Regions from separate parts of the Homo sapiens genome. Here region 1 is linked to region 2. A link is a contact called in ENCODE Hi-C or POLR2A ChIA-PET data. All regions are on one chromosome and are shown on one strand. Each heading gives the region's core, a stretch centred on a gene start or an enhancer-like site at or near the end of the contact. The rest is flanking DNA. Distances are from core to core; before and after follow the strand shown. Region 1 overlaps XIRP2 (xin actin binding repeat containing 2). Region 2 holds the start of XIRP2-AS1 (XIRP2 antisense RNA 1).

What was found. A loop is a pair of places that touch in the nucleus more often than their neighbours do. ChIA-PET counts read pairs that join two places held with the same protein, here RNA polymerase II (POLR2A). Pooled maps may share reads with other maps.
Region 1: a map of PC-3 shows a loop between it and region 2 (4-fold over the local background). The contact joins the enhancer-like site here to the promoter of XIRP2-AS1 in region 2. A Hi-C loop is called at or near these places in 29 of 168 maps with a recorded cell type or tissue (Calu3, IMR-90, MCF 10A and 13 more), 2 of 37 single-sample maps with no recorded cell type and 15 of 50 pooled maps. POLR2A ChIA-PET finds 5 or more read pairs at or near these places in 2 of 52 experiments (BJ and naive thymus-derived CD4-positive, alpha-beta T cell).

What each region holds. Positions count from the first base shown.
Region 1 is chr2:167,180,004-167,182,703 of GRCh38, reverse strand. The region is part of intron 3 of XIRP2 (xin actin binding repeat containing 2); the gene reads right to left. Among named protein-coding and RNA genes, the nearest start is that of XIRP2-AS1, 40 kb to the right of the region's middle. Within about 2 kb of position 1,388, at least 2 of the 41 ENCODE cell types and tissues checked have a DNase peak (open chromatin) inside an H3K27ac peak, as active enhancers do; they include PC-3 and mammary epithelial cell, where a contact is called at or near this core.
Region 2 is chr2:167,139,485-167,142,206 of GRCh38, reverse strand. XIRP2-AS1 (XIRP2 antisense RNA 1) reads left to right here and starts at 1,252. Exons shown (of 2, transcript NR_046665.1): 1 at 1,252-1,405. The region is part of intron 3 of XIRP2 (xin actin binding repeat containing 2); the gene reads right to left. RefSeq lists an enhancer at 716-1,915.

The sequences.
Region 1 (2,700 bases), core at 139-2,638, 40 kb before region 2:
TTTTCACCATTTTATAGAAAGAAACTGAGGATGAGTGAAGTTAAATAACTTCTCCAAGGACAAAAGTTAATAATCAGCAAAAGTGGGAATTGAATTCATTTCTGCTGACTCTACATGTTTGGATTATTTGGGATATTATTTATCCTGACCTTAATCTAAAAGTTCTATACAAGCACTACGTTGGGTGATATGTTTTGAGAGGGATCAACTCTTCCCCATAATAAATTCTTAGTGTAGGCCTGCAATAGGTAGGCTCTGGCAAGGCCCTGTCTCTGCATGGTAGCAAAGCGAACTATCAGGGGAGGTATGGGAACTTTAATGCTGGGACAACTGTAGTTCAGTCATCTGATATGTAATTCTGACCCAATGGGGCCCATCTAAGGTTTTTAGAATTAAAGAGCAAACATATGAATATGAAAGTTTCATATTATTAGCTAGCATACACAAAACACTAGCCCACCAATTAGGATTTGGCAATCTGCTTTGACCCTTGTAGGTAGCATGACCCATTGACCCATTCAAGTGTCATGTAAGCATAATTAGGGTATTAGTAATTGAATTGCAGTTAAATTTAATCAGGTATAATTTACACTTGTCCAAGTTTAATTCCATTAAAATTATATCATGGTATTAATAAAGTATGAATAAGGTCTTTGGGCATATGACTCATATTTAAATCATATCTCATAGTGTTAAGTAGAGCGACCGTGATAAATTTATCATGCAAGCCAGGGGGCTTTGGGGAGTGAAGAAAGCACCATTAATAACTATGCCAACATAATGGCATAAGCTGGGATGGTCCAGGGGAAACAGGGATGCATAAACACCTGACCAATGAGCCAAATGTGGACCGTCTTGACTCACCACTGGAGCACACACTGAGTAGGATTTCTAATGATCTGGCTCCCAATATAAAAAATAAAAGTAAAACTGTTCTTTACTAGTTACGTCAGTGTTTAAAGGATCATCTCTGTCCTATAAATATAATTTTGATCAGACATATCCCTTACAATAAAGACAGGAATGAATGAAAGAACTATAGAGAATCAATGATATTTGTTCTGGAGGAAAAAAGGTAAGGTATAATAAGGAAGCTTCCTTGTTAAAAAAAATGGTGCAGGTCCAGATGTTCTTGATAGGCTTCTTGTCAACCTTCAATTAAAATAATTTAAAAAATAAAAAATAACATTAATTACTAATAATGAGAGAGAGACAGTAAGAATTTGAAGAAAAACAAGAATTTGAAGAAGACAAAGAGGAAGAGGAGTTGGAGAAGATATGCTGAAATTCGTACAGAATTTCCAATTGTGGTTATCTTTGTGAGCAACAAACGTGAATCACAGTTTTGGATGACATACTGCATAGGACAAACTCTGAGTCAGAGAAGAACAAATAGTTTCCCCAAATAATAGAGAGAGGCTTGGACTCACTCCACAGTCTAAGTTTGCTTTGACCAAAACTAGGTGGGCTCACCAATTCCGTGTAAACATCTTCTGGACCAGCCCAAGCCACAGCCCTGCCTCTGCTACACCCCTACCCCATCATTATATACCTATGCACACACCATGTCTCTCAAGAGAAAAGGAAAAGATAGGGATGTGTTGTTAGGTTTTTAAGGGAACAATGCTTTAGAGAAGGGATGGTGGAACTCTGTAATATTTCATGGTTTGTACCATACAAAAGGAAGTTTACACATTGTATCTGAAAACACAAGTTAGGATTGTAAGGTATAGGATAGAAGTCATAATTCTATTCAGCAACTTTGCACAGTATCAGTAATTCAAGATTTTAGATATAATTCAGAAGGAAAAGAAAAATCAATGGGAGAAATTACAGGATCCAAGTATTTAGTGATGGCACAATAAGAAAAATGTACTCATCTTATTGAAAGGAAATGGTGGACCTCAGTCAATGAAGACCCAATGCAAGTGAAGTAAGTGGACAAGGTAGAATAAAGAGGCACTGCTCAACAATGGTAAGGGACAGTGACTGAATGAGGCACAGAACTGATCAAGTTTATTAGTTTATTCCAAAATACCTGAAAAAGTCACAAAGATACAAGCTACATTCTTGATGTGCTCAAAAAGATTCAGGGAGAGAAGCTTCTATGAAAGTGGATTAGCTGTTATTAAGGAGACAATAAAATGAAATAAAATAACGAAAACAGTGAAGACTAAAATAGACTGCAAAAAATGCAAAATTCAACAGAAAAATTAAAATGGCACTTGATACAGAAAAGAGCACATATAAAAATGAAATTCAATCAATGTAATGGGGAAAATTTTGAGAAATTTTTCCATAACACAGGAGCAAAATCAAAGAGATGAAAATGAAGACCTAGATAAGGATTAATATGAAGGAAGAGGTATGATCAAAGAAACATAACTGTTTCAGAGGAGGAAAGAGCAAAATAGCACAGAAATAAATATTAAATTTAAAAGGAAAGAAAAAGTTTTTGAGGTGAAGTAAGATCTGAGATGACAAAACCAAAGGCTCAAGACATCTGGATATGCCCTTATAAATTTTTGAATTTTAAAGATTAAAAAGTAATGAATAAAGAAAAAAGACAACTGATCTCAGAGTTCTTCAGTAAGATACGCACTATGAAACAGTGGAATATTAAGTGAAAGGTGTTTCAAGTTTGTTTGTTTTTGTAATGGACATAGATTTGAACAGATAACTCTATTTGTAGACAACTTT
Region 2 (2,722 bases), core at 3-2,502:
AGTCAGCCCTGCGGTTCTACCTGAACTTTTTGCCCTCTGCTCTCCTTTCTTGGCCTATTCCCTGTAGAACAGAATAGAACAATATCAGAAATCCACAAGGTGCAGACTGATAAACCAGGGTAGGAGTGATTCCACACACTTCCCATTGGTGACAGTGGCAAGATATGAGGATTTTACTGCGGTATGTTTCCTCTATCTTCAAGTGACTGCAAAAAATCAGCAATATAGTTGCTCCAACTAGGGGGCCTGGGATCATTCAGAGAATATTCTGCCTCAAACCTTAGGAGATACATTTGCCTTTAACAAAATATAACTATGTATATTTTCTTTTCTATATTTTATTTTTGAGACAGGGTCTTGCTCTGTCACCCAGGCTGGAGTGCAGTGGCATGATCTTAGCTAACTGTAACCTTGAACTCCAGGACTCAAGGGATCCTCCTGCCTCAGCCTCCCTGGTAGCTGGGTCTACAGGTATGTGCCGCAAGCCCAGCTAATTTTTTATTTTTTGTAGAGATGGAGTGTTGCTATGTTGCCCAAGCTGGTCTTGAACTCTTGACCTCAAGCAATCCTCCTTCCTTGGCCTCCCAAAGCACTGAGAATATTTACTTATTCAAGTCTTAGTTTAAATGTCACCTTCCCGTGTGGCTGATTCTCATCATCCTAATTAAAATTAGGAATTTCCATCATGCACCATTCCCACTATCCTGGCCTATGTTTTCTATAGCACTTGCTGTCTTCCGATATACCATTTACTTCTTCATTATTTTTTCATCCAATGTATGATCTCCTGTTAGAAAATATGCTCCATGGGCAGGATTTTTTCTTTTTCTTTTTGTCTTTCATTCATTGATGTCTCCAAGCACCTAGAATAGTTCCTGCCACAAATAGGCACTCAATACTTATTTGTTTGATGAATGAACAGATGAATGGGCAAATGAAAACAGCACATCAAAAATATTTGGTAGAAATATGTACACATTTCTGACATTCTACAGTCAGAATATTAAAAATAATATTTAGTTTTTTCCAATTTCAGGGTAGTAAAGTGAATGAATGATTTTTTAAAGGTATACTTAAATTTGTTGTTATCTTTCTTCAATGGCCTCATGTTTTAAAATTAAATATGACCGCGTGCAAGCTCAAAATGAGTTCCTGGGATTTTGGAAATTTTCCAGCATTCCAAGGTGCTGATTTATAGTTACCACGTGAACGACCTCATGAATAGACCTTTCATTACACAGTCCTCAGAATAGCAAACTCCCAGCTGCCCCTTCTTACTGGGCCATGACTTAACTCTGGAATGTGTTTTGACTCACTGACTGTAATAGTGACTAAAAGGAACATGTGGGAGTCATCAAAAATCTGCAGGTGGATCTGACTGTAAGAAAGAGAAACACTTAATTGGGTAAGCAGATCAATTAGAGATGATTACTGATACAAAAAATGGATTCTTTATTTTACAAAGGCCATCACCACAGAATTGTTTTAGATGGTGATCCACTGACAATATTTTTCCTAATGAAATGTCTCCTGTATGAACTAAAATAACATTATTTGGGGCATGAAATAAGGTACAGTAGGTAGGGAAGCAAGTCCGGAAGCAGAAGCCGGTGCTGGGAGTCCTGGGTCCACCATCGTGTATCCAGAGACCAGTTATAAAAGCCTGTCCTCTGAGTCTCGTTAGAGGGGACAGTTCAGGCAGAGCAAAACAAATGGTGTCGATGGTGTTAGCTGGAACTACTCTGTGACTAAATGTCTGATTTACTCCGAAGTTTCCAAAGAAGCCCTGTTTTAATAAAGAAATGGTGCTGTTAATTTTAAAGTAGCCTGTTGCACCATTTCATTTAACTTTGTTAATCTTAGGTATTTAGACAAAGGTTTGCTTCTGACCTGAGGGGATTCATATTTCCAAGACAATTAAGCTCTAGAAAAGATGTTATGGAAAAAAGAATGCAAAGCCTCACAGTAGTATTTCTGTTTCTATGATAAAACTATTGCTTTATCAGCACATTGAAAAGGGAACACAGTTGAAATTATATTTTTCTTAATTTTATCACCAGAAAATACTAAAGAGAGGAGATCATCCCTAGTTCTCGAAGACAAGTTTTTAATATGTGAATTATTGCTATTTGCCTTTTATCTATTTTGCCAACATGAACTTTCTCCTTATCCACATACATTTTAATAAAGGTAAATTGGCAGATAGAGGATCACTTAAAATGAATAATTAGCATCTGGATCAACTCTTATGAAAACGGTAGACAGCTCATTGGACGAATGTCAGCTTCCAATATCATGACGATTTACATGAACATTACTTAAAATTCAATGAAATTAGCAATTATGTTGGTCAGTTGCACTAGCTACTTTTTAATTGCATAATAGCTACATGTGGCTAGTGGTTACCATATTGGACCGCACAGATATAGGACACTTCTATTATCATTATCACAGAAGTTTCTATTGGACGTCATTACTCTAAAATGTCTGATTTTAAACAAAAAATAAGATATGTAAATGACAATCACACAAATACATATACATACTACAGTATTTTAGAAACATTAATGACTGGAAGGATCCCCTCACGTAAAGAGCAGTAGAAAACTGAAAGAACAGAAGTCTCAGTTTGTTTTGTAAAACCCGTCAGAGGAGATGAATGGCCATTATAAGAATAAAGAATGAATTTAGTTTTAATGGAGCAGAATAAAAAGAGAAATAC